4 separate regions of the Homo sapiens genome follow, and regions 2, 3 and 4 are each linked to region 1. The links are chromatin loops, found by intact Hi-C in ENCODE. Cell type or tissue: endothelial cell of umbilical vein. All regions are shown on one strand.

Region 1 (4,000 bases):
ATTCAAAAATGATACAATTGTATAAGCAGAAAATTAAAAAGAATCAACAGATGGACGATTAGAAATAATGAATTAGCAAGGACATGGGACACAAGACTTATAATAAAAAGTCAATATTTTTTACAGTGAGGCTCAAAGGACTTTGTTGAAGGCTATACTCTAAAATACTAAGGCATTAAATGCATATTTTAAATTTGCCCTTTAAGTTTTGGGGTGGTTGAGAAATTCAGTAAAAAATATTTCCAAATAACATGCAGAAGTTGTTTTTAAGCTTAAAAGCTCATATTTTAGCTACACCCACACAGATGATGTAGAAAACAGCTGAATTTCGGTGTATCTGAATGGTCCAGATTATGTTCCTTCTGAAAGAGACAGTTTTACGTACGATCATTTTTCATATGAAGCATATAAAAAGACACCCAGAAACTACCACGTATTTACCACATAGACAATGTCCATCTTTATCTGTAATTCAAAACCATGTAATTCCTTTTATGCAACAGACTGCAGTGTGTGAGAAGTATGTCAAGAGAAGAGTAAAAAAACAACCAGGAGCTGGGCGCAGTGGCTCATGCCTGTAATCTCAGCACTTTGGGAGGCCAAGGCGGGCGGATCACGAGGTCAGGAGATCGAGACCACCCTGGTTAACACGGTGAAACCCCGTCTCTACTAAAAATACAAAAAATGAGCTGGGCGTGGTGGCGGGCACCTGTAGTCCCAGCTACTCAGGAGGCTGAGGCAGGAGAATGGCGTAAACCTGGGAGGCGGAGCTTGCAGTGAGCCGAGATCGCGCCACTGCACTCCAGCCTGGGCGACAAAGCGAGACTCTGTCTCAACAACAACAAAAAAACAACCAGGAGTACATTCATTAAAAAAAAACTCAGCTGAGTGCGGTGGCTCAGGCCTGTAATCCCAGCACTTTGGGAGGATGAGGCAGCCAGATCACCTGTGGTCAGGAGTTTGAGACCAGCCTGACCAAAATGGTGAAATCCCCTCTCTACTAAAAATACAAAAATTAGCCAGGCGTGGTAGCACACGCCTATAGTCCCAGCTACTCGGGAGGCTGAGGAAGGAGAATCGCTTGAATCCAGGAAGCGGAGATTGCAGTCCGTCGAGATTGTGCCACTGTACTCCAGCCTGGGTGACAGAGCGAGACTCTGTCTCAAAATAAATTAATTAACTAAATAAAAGAAATTTAAAAAATTTTAAGTCAATGCTATTTTTATACACTAACAACAACAAAAAAATTAGACCACGGAATTTGTAAAAACCAGGTTGGCCTTACATTCTGTCACAATATGTGATGTCAGAAAATAAGAGAACATTGCCTAACAAGTTTTTTTCCTTTAAAATTATGCTATTTATTTGACATGATATATAAACTCAAAGCATTTTATCAAGTTACTTCCTGCTCCCCCATAAATAGAATAACTCTGGTTAATTTGGTCAGCCCAAATACAGTTTAACAAGTTTTGAGGGGAAATGTTTGTCATCTGTGTAAGGTTGTGCTGGTTTTCATGGTGAAATTGTGGTGTTCCTTCATTGTGGCTATTTTCCAGTAAAAATTATGATGTTGTATTTCAGCTACCTGTAAGAAGAATCAAGATAAAGAATTCATGAATGATAAAAACACTTTGAAAAGACTGGTGGTAAGTATCAAATGATTCAAAAACAAGTAATTTTAAGATACCTTTAAGTGTACTTACAAAACATACCTTTTGGGCATGTGTACAAAATATAATTTTTAGAGTAACAAATGTACAAAAATAACAGGTAGGGCATAACAAAGTCGGAGGGTAGAAGATAATTTTATCAAATATAATTCTGTGTTTCATTCATTAGGCATTAATTACTGACAAGTTTATTTTTAGCTTTTTATTGAAATATAATACGCACATATAAAGTGTAGAGCTCATTGAATTTTCACAAAATGAATACGCGTACTTGAAAAAACCGCAGAGATCAAGAAACAAAAAACATGATTCACATCTGAGGAAGATAAATATATTTTTGAAAATTAAAAGTTCCACTAGAACAAAATTAAAAAAAAAAATACCCCACCAAAACTGTAACATTAATGAAACTGCAATTCTCTTAAGTCAACAGCAGAGGGTGCCCTTGAACTGTGAAATATAGTCTGCCAACTAAAATCTTTACCCTTGCCAGATATTGCTGGTCCAGGAAAAAGATGGGACATTTCCAGATGAATGGGAAAGGGTAGACAACATCCAAATGAAGTCTCTGTATAAAGGGAATGTAAAATAAAAATCAAACACCTCAACTAATAAAAATTCCCTTTCACAAAATGAAGAAGAAACTGATGGACGCTACCAACCTGAATGTAACATTTTTTACCATTTGCAGATCTGAAAGAAACACCTAGAATGATACATTAAAAAACCCAGAACAGGAACAGACAAAACAAAACAAAAAAAAAACAGCAAACAAAACCCCAGGAAGAAATAAAATGAGAGTCTTGCAGTAATAGTGGAAGAGCTGCTTTGGGCCAATTCTCTTGCAAATAATGACCATCATTCCATTCCAAATATAAAAACGAACTACTTGATGGCCCTGGAGAACAACCAAAAGGAAGCAGAAAGGGAGAGAGGATTGGCACTTGGCAGAAGATAAGAATAGCACTGTGTAAACTTTCCATGTTAATGGCTTTTAGCCTGAGCGCAGGCAGCCCACAGTTCTCCTCAGAGAGTTTACTAAATCTTGGGTAGAAACCCACAGCCTTAGAAGCTTAAGGAATCAAAAGACAGGGTTTGAGGCAACCATGATGGATATAAAGATGGAGGCAGTTACGTGTTGAATGGTGTCCCCCCAACATTCATATGCTGAAGTCCCAACCTGCAGCACCTCAGGATGTGACCTTACTTGGAAATAAGGTCATGCAGATATAGTTAGTTGAGACGAGACCATACTGGGCTAGAGTGGTCCCTAATCCAATATGACTAATGTCCTTTGGGGAAACCTGGACACAGACATGCACACAGTGAGAATGACATGTGAAGACTGGAAGGTGACTGCAAGAACACATGTTCAAATGTTTCTAAACATCAAAACAAAATGTTTAAAGAGCAACGAAAACAGACTAAAGAGACATATTAAGTAAAACAAAACAAAGTAAATATAACATTAAAATAGCTATTGAACCAAACCTGTCACTCATTTCAATACATGTAAATAGAAACCCATGTATTACAAGGAAAAGACCTGCAGGTTGACCCACAAAGCAAAACCCAACTCTATGCTGCATTTAGGAGATATACCTAAACCAAAGTGATTCAGAATGGCTGGTAAAAGTCAAGAGATGTAAAAGTATAGGGCAGACAAACAAAATAGTAAGAAAACAGAGACTGTGCTAATGATACCAGAAAATGTTGAATTTGGACAAAAAGTGAGACAACAAAATATTTGATAATACCAAGAGCCACAATTCACAAAGATCACATATCAGTTATGAATATATATGACACAAATAACACAGCACCTACCTTTATATATCAGAAAGTTAAAGATATATAGGGAGAAATATACAAAACTACACTAAAATTAGGAGACCTACATTTCAGTCCAACATAAGACACAGGTCAAGTGGACAAAAAATAAGGTGCTTTTGCTTTTCTGCCTTAGGGGCTTCTGAAATCCACTGAAACTTGCTATTATGGATTGAATGTCTGTGTCCCCGCAATATTCATATGTTGAAGCCCTAACCCCCAGCGCGATGGTATTTACAGATGGAATCTTTCAGAAGTAATTAGGTTTAGATGAGGTCACAAGGGTGGAACTTTCATGATAGAATTAGCGCTCTTACAAGAAGAGACACTAAAGAGCTTGCTTGCTCTCTCTTTGGAGTGTGAGGACACATTAGCTCTCAGCAGGCAAAAGAAAGAGTCAACAATTTTGTAGTTATATTTATAAAGATTATGTAGACTGAAGAACAGAGAGAAAAAAAATGAAGAAAAATAAACAGAGCCTCGTGGAAATGTGAGAC
Region 2 (4,000 bases), 110 kb after region 1:
TGGGAGGCCAAGGTGAGAGAATCGCTTGAGACAAAAGCTCAAGACCAGCCTGGGTAACATAGCAAGCCCTTGTCTCTACAAAAAAAAAAAAAAAAAATTAGCTGGACATGGTGGTGCATGCCTATAGTCCCAGCTATGCAGGAGGCTGAGGTGAGAGGATTGCTTGAGCCCAGGAGGTTGAGGCTGCAGTGAGATGTGATTACATCACTGTATTCCACCCTGGGCAGCAGAGTGAGATCCTGTCAAAAAAAAAAAAGAAAGAAAGAAAAAAGAAAATCCTAGGTTTGGAAATGATATACCAAACAAATGTTAAGTGTTAATAAAAGCAAGAAGGTGTGACAAAATTAATATCAGAGTCAAAATACAATTCCAAGCCCAAAACTTGAGTGCAGCAAAGGTAGATAATTTTATATTGAGAAAAATCATAGTACACCAAGAATCCAAATCGATAAGAACCTTTGTGCCCGTGTATAGGAGTGTCAGCTCAGGCCCTCTCATGCCTATTCTAGGACCTGGACAGGGAGTTTCTTTTGCCCCTCATCCCTCACTAGGAATTCAGAGACTCACTCCCATTTTCTTAAGCTCATTGGAGGGATAGAGTTAGGGGAGTGTCAACACAAACCACACAGGAAATGAGCCCAATCTGAATTCTCAAAGGAAAATCTCACACACTCCACTCCGGAATACTCTTTGTCTCTTATTTTTCCGCAATAGCTCTTGATAATCCAGAGCTTGACCCAGAATCCTAGTTCACCTGTCAAAATATTCTAGTTTAGTAAAGGGCAAGAAAAGCAAAATGGTCAAAACATACAAACATTTACGATTCAACTTGAAAGAAAAAAATGTAGCATTTTTTATTATCTATTGCTGCTTGTGTCTTATTAGGAAGCTCCCACTCCTGTTAATGACAGGTGAAAAATTTAAACTTGTCAATTAAGGTAATTTAGTTATATTTCAGTTAGTCTTCTTCAGTTTAAGATATTCCCATTCAATTTAATTCAGTGTTTTGGATATAAATATTCAGTCAATTCAAAGCTCAAACTCTCCCTTTCTTCCTGCCATGGTTCCTGAATATTGGGAGCTTACATATACTCAGAACAGCAGAAAGGGAAGCAGTCTCATGGCTGTGTCCTCTGCTGTTCTCTGGATCCTCACTCATTTTCTATGCTGTGTGGCTATTTTAGGGGTCTCTGGGAATATTGTGCTTGTGCCCAGTGAATTGCAACAGGTCCTGTCTGCTGTTTTTGATGCCTTTCTGACACTCACTGCTGGAGTCTGGAGTCTGGAGTCTGGAGTCCTGCTATACCTCTTACTGGAGGTCTCTGCTGGATGTAGCTTTCTCATCCCCAATGCAGACTTCTGGACCTTGGGTTTTCTCAGCACTCCTGCATGCTCTTTCCAAGGCATAAAAAATATGCTGGTTGTCCTCCATTCCACACCAAGGCCACAGGGAACTGGGGTGCAAACTCAGGTCCATCTGCCTAGATACCTCTCAACCATGTAAGAACTACCTCTTGAATGGCACTATACTGCCCCAGTGTCACACTGAACATGGAGTACAAGTGAAGGACAGGCCAGAAGTTCCAGATTCTCCTTCAACTTATCTGGGGTTCCTGATGTCATGCCCATCTTCCCATTCTGGGCCAAGGCCCAAAGACTGAAGGGACTGAGGGGTTCCTTCCCAGGGATCCAAGCATCAGTTAGTCTCAACCCCTCAAACCTGCCCCCTGTCCTTGGCTCTTTCAACTGGAAGAGCACTTTACTTTCTCCCTCGGTAGACGGCAACTTCCCACCATCATACCCGAAGTGTGTTCTACCTACAGATTAGAGTAAAACCTGATGTCCAGGCTACATTTTTTGCTCTTAATATTTAAGAGGTTTTGGAATTTTGAGCTTATTTTCTCAAAAAAGCTTTCAAGACTGTTATTTAATTATGGGCTTCAAAAGCTGAATTCAAGTCCCGTGTACCTTTGCATTCCTGCTGTAACAACCATAATGCTCTCTGGTGAAAAAGGATGCCTCTGGTTGAGAAGGGAGTCATTATATGGAAGAGAATAAGAAAAGAAATCCCATTAATATTTTCAAAACAGATTCTCTACTTCATGTCAAGTTTTAGTCTGGTTAAAGATTAAGTTCTTAATTCTGAAAGTGGAACCCAGAGCAGGATTTTTTATTTTATTTTTTTTCCCCCTCTTACTGGGTCTTTATAAGAGAAGACAGTTACCAAGTATAAATAAAACAAAAGAAAGCTTTAATCTGTCTTCTGCAGACCCCTAGAATTAGGAAAATCCCCAGGGAGAGGTAGGACTACAGATACGGCTCTTACAAACAGGGTATGGAACAAGTAGGTGGCAAAGAGGATATCAGCAGCCTCTTGTCACCCTGCCGGTCCCCAAGGAGTTCCAGGTCCACTCATCCAGTCAAGGGACAGACAGCAACTTGGTCGCTGAGTTCCAGCAGGGGTCAGCAATGGACTGGACTGAAGTGCATCCAGAGGCGGTGCTAGCTAGAGGCTTTCCTTCTGGGGTCATGTGTAGTCATGGCTTTTATCTTTAATGAAACAAAACAAAAACAACAAAAAGCACCAGGCTTTTATGGGCTAAAAAATACAGTTCCACAAGGATTGATTGAGCACTAAAATATGGCAGACACTGTTGTAGGCACTTGGGACATTGAAGTGAATAAAATAAAGATCCCTGCCCTTATGATTTTCTATTCCAGCAGAAAGAATATAGAAAATAAAAAATAAATCAGCATTAGATAGCAGAAGACATGGAATTAATGAAAAGTAGAGCAGACTGAGTGGGATCAACAGTGCTAAGTGAGAGTAGGGGTTAAGGTGAGGTCATAAACAGTGTGATCTGAATAGGCTTCATTGTGCAAATGAGACGTGAACAAAGACTTGAAGGAGTTGAGGAAGTTAGCCAGCAGATATCTGGAGGAAAAGTGTTCCAGGCAGAGGGCACAGCTAAAGAAGCAACCCTAGGTGATGAGGTCAAGAAACAGTAAAGGAACTAGCAGGACTGGAGCAGAGTTATGGTCAGAAGGAGGGGAAGGTGCCAGACCATGTGTGCCTTATATGTCACTGTAATGACTTTTCCTATGGGTAAACTAGAAAGCCATTGAGGATCTTGAACAGAAACATAGGATGATATAACTTGTGTTTCAAAGGATCATTCTGACTTCTATGTTTGAGGGTTTTAGCAGAGAGATCTGTTAGGAGGTAATTTCATTAATGTAGATCAGAGATGATGGTGGCTTGGACCACAGTGATGGTAGATTCTGATATATTTTAAAGGAAAAGCCAATAGATTTTCCTAAAGGATTGACCATGGGGAGTGAGAGACAGAGAAGAGTCACAGTGACTCAAAAGTCTTTTGCCTGAGCAGCTGGGAGGATGGAGTTTCCATCAACTAAGATGAGGAAGGCTAGAAGTGGGGCAGATTTGTAGTGGAAGAAAAAGCATTCTGTTTTGGACTGTCGAGTTTGAAATAAAAATTAGACATCCCTTGGAAATTTTGATGAGGCAGTAAAATAGATACATCTGGTGTTTTGGAAAGAAGTCTGGGCTAGAGAGAAAAATTTGGGAGTTATCAGCATATAGATGTTATTTAAAGCTGTAAGTCCAAATGAGATCAACAAGAGGGTGTAGAGGGTGAAGGGAAAAAAGGCTAAGACTGATCCCTGGGGCACTCCAAGGGAAGCAGGAGGAACCAGCCAAGGAGGCGAAGAAGGCATGACCAGTGAGGTAGGAGGAAAGCCGAGAGTGTGGTGTCTTCGAAGCCTAGTAAAGAAAGTGCACCCAAAAATGGAGTAGTCCACTTTGTGAAATGCTCATGCTATGTCAAGTAGGAGGAAGGCTGGGAATCTGACTGTTGGCTCTAGCCAGGAGGGAGTCATCAGCAGCCTTGAGCAGAGTAATTGTGATGGAGTGGCAGGAGCTAAAACCCCAGCTGCAGTGGGTTTAAGAAACCATTAGAGGACCAGGTGCGGTGGCTCA
Region 3 (4,000 bases), 590 kb after region 1:
TAAGGCAATGTTAAGAGGAAAATGTATAGCACTAAATGCCCACATCAAAAAGTTAGAAAGATCTCAGTTTAACAACCTAACATCACAACTAAAAGAACTAGAGAACCAAGAGTAAATCAACCCCAAAGCTAGCAGAAGACAACAAATAACCAAAATCAAAGCTAAGCTGAAGGATATTGAGACTTGAAAAACCAAAAAAGATCCAAATAAAAGAAATTAGAAAAGGCAAAGGGGATATTACCACCGACGCCACAGAAATACAAACAACAATCAGAGAATATTATGAACACCTCTGTGTACACAAACTAGAAAATCTAGAAGAAATAGATAAATTCCTGGACACATACACCCTCCCAAGACCGAACCAGGAAGAAATTGGATCCCTGAACAGACCAATAACTAGCTCTGAAATTGAATCAGTGATAAATAGACTACCAACCAAAAAAAGCCCAGGACCAGATGGATTCACAGCCAGATTCTACCAGATGTACAAAGAAGAGCTGGTCCATTCCTACTGAAATTATTCCAAAAAATTGAGGAGGAGGGACTCCTCCCTAATTCATTCTATGAGGCCAGCATCATACTGAAACCAAAACTTGGCAGAGAAACAACAAAAAACGAAACTTCAGGCCAGATGAACATCAATGCAAAAATCCTCAACAAAATACTGGCAAACCAAATCCAGCAACACACCAAAAAGCTTATCCACTACAATCAAGCAGGCTTTATCCCTGGGATGCAAGGTTAGTTTAACATATGCAAATCAGAAAATGTGATTCATTACATAAACAGAACTTAAAGACAAAAATTATATGGTCATCTCAATAGATGCAGAAAAGGCTTTTGATAAAATTCAGCACCCCTTCATATTAAAAACTCTCAATAAGCTAGGTATTAAAGGCACATATCTCAAATAATAAGAGTCATCTATGATAAACCTACAGCCAACATTATATACTGAATGGGCAAAAGCTAGACGCATTCCCCTTGAAACCCAGAATTAGACAAAAAAAATTTTAAGGAGCTTATAAAACAAAACATGTATTCAAAATGATTATTATTTTGGAAGGAAATACACCAAAAAGTTAACTCAGGGATTTGGCTATACAAATTGCTAAAAATTCTGTGTGGTAAACAGCAATTTTAATTTTCTTTTTTTATTATTTAAAAAAAATAGAGATGGGGTCTCACTATGTTGCTCAGGCTTGTTTCAAACTCCCGGCCTCAAATGATTCTTCTGCCTTAGCCTCCCAAAGTGTTGGGATTACAGGCATGAGCCACCACACTTGGCCAATTTTCTTCATTTTGTTTATAATTTAAGTAGAAAGAAAGTAAAGGTCAAATCTCCTACTGAAGTGATAAGGGAAACCACAGATTCACAGCATATTTTCTTATACATTGATTCCATCCTGGCTTGGCTTTCTAGCCTGGCTTTCCTTTTGATCTATGAGTTTGTGATTTGGGTTCACCCTAACAGTCCATTTTCCCACTCATCCATCATCTTTTGGGTTCCCCGGAGCCAACCACCCTGGTGGCTCTCTGCTGCCCCCTCCTGCCCCCAGCAGACAACCACTGTGTCAGTCCCCTGGTCCCAAGGTACACCGGGTTCCCGCCTTGTACCAAAGACAATCTTGAGTCTAAAATTCCATCATACAAATTCTTTTTTATATTAAGTCAGTTGGGAAGAACAAATAGATTCCACAAATAATTTGCTGTCTGCAACACCAAAATCCCTCCACGTATATTAACTATTTGTCCTGCTCAGGAGGAGGTAAATAGGGCCATCCATGGCCATGTTGTGAAGGTGTGTCTTTTCACCCTTAATCAGTGTGCTGCTCATGATGATCTCAGTCCCAGATCTATGAATGAGTTCTTCATTTATGGCGTTCCTACTGTGTAACAGGCACTGTTAAGTCATAGAGCCCTGAAGATGAGTAAGAGATTGTATCTGCCTGGAGCTCAATGTCTAGACCACAGCTGTACAGTGGAATGTTCTATATCTACACTCCCCAATGCTGTAGCCACCAGCCACTTGTGGCTATGGAGTACCTGAAATGTGCAAGTGTGACTGGTCACACTAGTGACGTTTTAAATTAATTTTAACTTACATTTAAAAACTGAAGCAGAGTGAAATATTTTTCCTTTAAATGCATACATACCTTATTGTTTTGGTAGGACAACATTTTAACTGTTGAAAATTTAGCACTCAAATTGAAATATGCTGTAAGTAGAACACACACCAGATTTAAAAGACTTAGTGTGGAAATTAGAATGTAAAATATCTCATTAATAATTTTTATATCCATTACATGTTCACATGATAATATTTTGGATATATTGGGTTAATAAAATATAGTATTAAAATTAATTGCACCTGCTCTTTTTAAAATGTAGTTACTAGAAAATTTAAAGTTACATATGTAGCTTGCAATAAATTTCTATTGGAGAGCATTGGTCTAGAGGGAAAAAAATGATATCTGCACAGTCTACTTGTATCATAATAGGTTCCTGGAAATGCATAGGAAAGCCTAATGCATAAAAATTAAACAATAGGGCCGGGCGCAGTGGCTCACACCTGTAATCCCAGCACTTTGGGAGGCCGAGGCCAGTGGATCACCTTAGGTCAGGAGTTTAAGACCAGCATGGCCAACATGGCGAAACCCCATCCCTACTAAAAATACAAAAATCAGCCGGGTGCAGTGGCGCATGCCTGTAATCCCAGCTACTCGGGAGGCTGAGGCAAGAGAATCACTTGAACCCAGAAGGCGGAGGTTGCGGTGAGCCAAGATCAAGCCACCACACTCCAGCCTGGGCTACAGAGCGAGACTCCATCTCAAAAAAATAAATAAATAAAAATAAACAATAGACTTACCTGATATAACAGGGTGAGGTAGTTGCTTCTCAAGAGCTAGACAAAAATCATAAAATTCCCAGTTTCAACCAGCATTAAATAATAACCTTTTATCTCAACTGTAAAAGTAATTCACGTGGCATATTGACAATTACAATATTATAGACATTACTAAGAAAGTTAAAATATTCCTAGAGATAATTAACAGTTTGATCTATATAAAGGCATATTGTTGTTATTGGTTACTTTTTTTTTCTTTCTTTTTTTTTTTTTTTTTTGAGACAGAGTCTTGCTCTGTCGCCAGGCTGGAGGGCAGTGGCACGATCTCAGCTCACTGCAACCTCCACCTCCCTGGTTCAAGTGATTCTCCTGACTCAGCCTCCTGAGTAGCTGGGATTACAGGCGCCCACCATCACACCCAGCTAATTTTTGTATTTTTAGTAAAGATGGGGTTTTACCATGTTGGTTATTTTTCTCTGTGTGGGATTACACTGTATTTTGGGGAGAGCTCAATTGTATTCCACTATGTGAGTATACTGTATTTAACCAATCCCTTATTTACTGCACTCAATTTTTCACTATTTCAAAGTATCTTAAAAAGAATATTCATGTATATGCTGTTAAATAAAATTTGTGGGAGGTCCTTGTTTTGGACTGAGCTCCTGCCCTAGGCCCCAACAGACCAGACCAAACCAGAATGGCGTCACTCATGCTAGGTGCCACATAATCAAACTAAATTTAGAAACCAGCTGGTTTTCCAAAGAACAAGAGATTCACAGCATTTAATCCAAAGGGGCCAGTCAACCTGAGTTGGCATGATATGAAAATCCCCTCTGCTTTAACCCTATAAGGAAAGTAACTTTGAAATGATCAATGCACTTTTTCCTCCTTGTTTTTGCTCTTTTCAGCCTTTTTCTGCCTACATAACCAACCCTCTCTGCTTGGCTCTCACCAAAGCACCTTTCTGTTTCATAGATGAGATGCTGCCCAATTCATAAATCACTAATAAAAGCCGATCAGATTTTTAAAGCTCTATTTGGTGAAATATTGTTCCTTGACAGTACCTTTGTGTGCTTTTATTTTTTTCTGCTTCTAAAATAATATTTTCATAGTAAAACCATTCAAACATCACTGAAAAATATAACCCCC
Region 4 (4,000 bases), 74 kb after region 1:
CCTGGGCAACAAGAACGAAACTCTGTCTCAAATAAATAAATAAAAACAAAAACATAAAACACCTAGAAAAAAACCTTTAAATTAAAGTGCTGTACCCAATGATGAAAACTGTAACATTTGATAGGGAGAACAAAAATGAAGGTTCAAATGGATGGTGAGACCTACTACATGTCTAGATACAAGACTTAATTTAATATTATAAAGATATAAACTCTCCCCAAATAAATTTCTATATTTCTCACAATCTAAATATCAATGGAATTTTAAGCCGGGCACAGTGGCTCACGCCTATAATCTCCCAGCACAGCCGGGCGCGATGGCTCACACCTGTAATCCCAGCACTTTGGGAGGCCAAGGCAGGCGGATCATGAGGTCAGGAGATAGAGACCATCCTGGCTAACATGGTGAAACCCCGTCTCTACTAAAAATACACAAAAAAAATTAGCCAGGCGTAGTGGCAGGAGCCTGTAGTCCCAGCTACTCAGGAGGCTGAGGCAGGAGAAGGGCATGAACCCAGGAGGCGGAGCTTGCAGTGAGCCGAGATCACGCCACTGCACTCCAGCCTGGGCAACAAAGCTAGACTCCGTCTCAAAAAAAAAAAAAAAAAAAATCTCCTAGCACTTTGGGAGGCCAAGGCGGGCAGATCACCTGAGGTCAGGAGTTCGAGACCAACCTGGCCAACATGGTGAAACCCAGCCTCTACTAAAAATACAAAAATTAGCCAGGCATGGTAGCACACGCCTGTAATCCCAGCTCGGGAGGCTGAGGCAGGAGAATCACTTGGACCCGTGAGGCGGAGGTTGCAGTGAGCTGAGATCGCGCCACTGCACTCCAGCCTGGGTGACAAGAGCAAAACTCCATCTCAAAAAAAAAAAAAAAAAAAAATTAGCCAGCCATGGTGGTGGGTGCCTGTAATCCCAGCTACTTGGGAGGCTGAGCCAGGAGAATCTCTTAAAACTCAGGAGGCAGAGGTTGCAGCGAGCAGAGATCGCACCACTTTACTTCAGCCTGGGAGACAGAGTGAGACTCTGTCTCAAATAAATAAATAAATAAATAAATAAATAAATAAATATCGATGGAATTTTAAAAATGAACAAAATTTTTCTAAAGTTCACCTGAAAAAGTAACAGTGGGAAAAAGGGGAAAACTATTTTGAGAACGAATAATGTTATACTAGTGAATGTAGTAATACAAGAAAATTTTCAAAATATATTAACTTGTTTAAAGTACATTACAAAATGTCATGGGCATAAATTCTGTTAAAACATAAATTATCCATAAAAAGTGGCTTGTAGCAGATATAGCAAAATGTTGTAAGTGGTTATCTTTTGGTGAAGAAAATAATGGACTTTTTAAAAACTCATCTGTTTCCCAAATTTTCCAAAATAAACGTCAAATATACCCGTATAATACATTACTATTGTATAGAGGAAGAAATAATAGGTGCTCCTTTTATAAAAACTCAGATAACATCTAATTCTTCAGGAAGTCTTTCCTTGTCTAACCCCATCCCTCCAGATCTGGACTAGGAGGCTTTTTACTATTTTCAGATACAGTATCATAATTATTTGCTCTTCTCTATTCCAACTTTGTAAGAGTTTGATAAATAAAACTGTGTCTTTTATTTCTGTATCTCTAATACAGGAACTACTATGTATCAGGATGCAATGAATAAATATGAAAAAAAGAAATAAATAAGAAAATTCACAACTTCTTCTACCACCACTAGAGGGAACCACATTCCCTTTAGTGAGCTCCCTCTAGGAGCTTTTATCTTTTTAAACAAGACTGTTCAAATCTAAGAAACCTTCTAGAAGGGATTATCTCCTGATGGGGACTGTTATAAACATTCCTAAAAATGATATGTCTATCCTAAAATTAGTCCCAAAATATTCCAAGATATTTTATCTTATCCAAATACTGGACTCAATATCTGCTCCATACATTTTGGCACTAATCAAAAGCAATTTTATTGGTTATCAAATTGTAGCCTGTGTCTGTCTTACCTCCACAACAAGAGAGTAAGCTCATGTTTAAGATCATTTCTCTCACATTAACCAGCTCAGGTATAATCACTAAATTTGTGCAAAAACACTTTATTTTAGTTAAAAGGTTAACATGCTCCCTTCAATCATGTGCCACACTAAGAAAATCCAACAGGCAACGTTCCAAACTTACAAAACACAAAAGTTATGTGTTGATTCTAAGAATACTCTCAGATTTATTGAAGGTTTCAACAGATAGTGACAATAAAAAGCCTCTCTTGATACACTTAAAATATTAGCCTGGTTTTCGAATTAAAGTGGTAGCTACTTTTACAAGGGATAGTTACGATTTAGAGAATAACAGCCTATTCCTGATGAGACTTGGGAGCCAGACACGTCAAATTAAGGGGAAGAGGTATCTCCAGAAGAACGTGGAACTGGGATTTGCTTCATTTTTTTTTTTTTTAAGTTGGGGGCATCTGTTACTTGCAGAGCTCTGTGTTGTAAGGGCTGGAATACACGTATAGTTTAGAAAAAAAAAAAAAGACCAGGCCAGGCGCAGTGGCTCATGCCTATAATCCCAGCACTCCGGGAGGCCGAGGCAGGCAGATCACAGGGTCAGGAGTTTGAGACCAGCCTGACCAACATGGTAAAACCCCATCTCCACTAAAAATACAAAAAAAAAAAAAAAAAAAAAAAAACTAGCTGGGCATGGTGGTGCACGCCTGTAACCCCAGCTACTCAGGAGGCTCAGGCAGGAGAATCGCTTGAACCACAGAGGTGGAGGTTGCTGTGAGCCGAGATCACGCCATTGCACTCCAGCCTGGGTGACAGAGCGAGACTCCGTCTCAAAAAAGAAAAGAAAAGAGAAGAGAAGTAAAAGACCAGTGGCAACAGTAGTTAGTAGGTCTCCAGCACTGTCCACCAGGGGCCTGGTGGCTACCAGAGCTCAAATCCCAGTTCCATTACCTACTAATTTGTGTGAGCTCAAACAACTTACTCAACCTGTCAATGTGTCTGATGCCCCGGTGCAAAATGGGGAGGACAATCAGAACCTACTGCATCAGACTCTCACGAGGAGTAAATGAAATAACGTGAAAAGTTCTCAGAATAGTACCTGTATGTGGTAAATGCTCAAAATATTCACTATTACTCATAAACTCATTCAACCAATTACACAGAAAGACTTTAACAAACAGTGCCTGGCACAGAATAGGCACTATGAGTGTGGCCTGTTATTATTATATGGGAGAGAGAAGGGCCCCGGATACTCCCTAAGTTTCTTGATCCCCTTGAAAGATGTATTCCCATCCCACGTGCATGGTCATCAGGCTATCCCACAGCTTCCTAACACCAGCTACTATGATTATGCCTGCAACAACCTTTATTCTGATTCCAGATTCAGTAAATAACCTTTTGTTAGTAAGTTAGCATCCTATGTAAGCATTTTGCTAAGAAGAAATGTACTGGCAAACTGATACTAATATCACCAATATGGCAGTCTTTATTAGTTAAGGATAGAAAATACGATCACATTTCCATTAACGTTCAATTTGGAGGGACTTTAAGCCCCTTCCTGACCAAATTAGTAGGAATTAAGACTTTCCAGTGATTCTTTTCCCACGAATATTATGAAGGAAATAAAGTTCATTCAATTAAATCAACAAATATTTATTAAGCACTTGCTGTGTGCCTGACACCGTTCAAAGCATTATAGTTAAAGCAGTGAACAAAACAGATCCCTGCTTTCATAGGGCTAGCATTCTAGTGAAGGAGACAAATGAGAAATAAGGGGTGGGTTAAATAATATCAGAGCTAGAGAGTACTAAGTAGCAAGAAGAGAAAGCAACAAGTGAAAGGATCTATAAGAAGAAAGGGGTAAGGGTGATGCAATCTTAGGTAGAGAAGCCAGGGATATCAGGAGATAAGGGTGGCATCCATTTGTTTGAGAGCCAGTTAACTCCGTGGCTCATCTGCTATAACAAGTTGGGAGAGCCAGCTTCAAATGTTCCCCA

What was found. A loop is a pair of places that touch in the nucleus more often than their neighbours do. Peaks named below come from ENCODE experiments on the same cell type or tissue, not always from the same donor. Only the 100,000 strongest peaks of a DNase experiment are listed, where the experiment ranks them.
Region 2: it touches region 1 in a loop (2.4-fold over the local background); 4 of 110 quality-filtered maps call a loop at or near these places.
Region 3: a loop joins it to region 1, with 3 times the contacts of the local background. A loop is called at or near these places in 23 of 110 quality-filtered maps.
Region 4: a loop joins it to region 1, with 2.9 times the contacts of the local background. A loop is called at or near these places in 5 of 110 quality-filtered maps.

What each region holds. Positions count from the first base shown.
Region 1 is chr7:130,830,170-130,834,169 of GRCh38, reverse strand. The region is part of intron 3 of LOC105375508 (a long non-coding RNA gene); the gene reads right to left. It overlaps LOC105375509 (a long non-coding RNA gene), which reads left to right and starts at 1,432. Exons shown (of 3, transcript XR_007060528.1): 1 at 1,432-1,502; 2 at 1,585-1,649. In endothelial cell of umbilical vein, a CTCF peak has its summit at 2,113 (motif pointing right); no DNase peak of the experiment used is centred here.
Region 2 is chr7:130,720,565-130,724,564 of GRCh38, reverse strand. No RefSeq gene overlaps it. Among named protein-coding and RNA genes, the nearest start is that of KLF14, 12 kb to the left of the region's middle. In endothelial cell of umbilical vein, a CTCF peak has its summit at 2,479 (motif pointing right); a DNase peak (open chromatin) is centred at 2,464; H3K27me3 peaks cover 2,004 bases.
Region 3 is chr7:130,240,280-130,244,279 of GRCh38, reverse strand. No RefSeq gene overlaps it. Among named protein-coding and RNA genes, the nearest start is that of CPA2, 25 kb to the left of the region's middle. In endothelial cell of umbilical vein, a CTCF peak has its summit at 1,547 (motif pointing left); a DNase peak (open chromatin) is centred at 1,539.
Region 4 is chr7:130,756,375-130,760,374 of GRCh38, reverse strand. All of the region lies in intron 3 of LOC105375508 (a long non-coding RNA gene), which reads right to left. Among named protein-coding and RNA genes, the nearest start is that of KLF14, 24 kb to the right of the region's middle. In endothelial cell of umbilical vein, a CTCF peak has its summit at 1,732 (motif pointing right); a DNase peak (open chromatin) is centred at 1,734; H3K27me3 peaks cover 793 bases.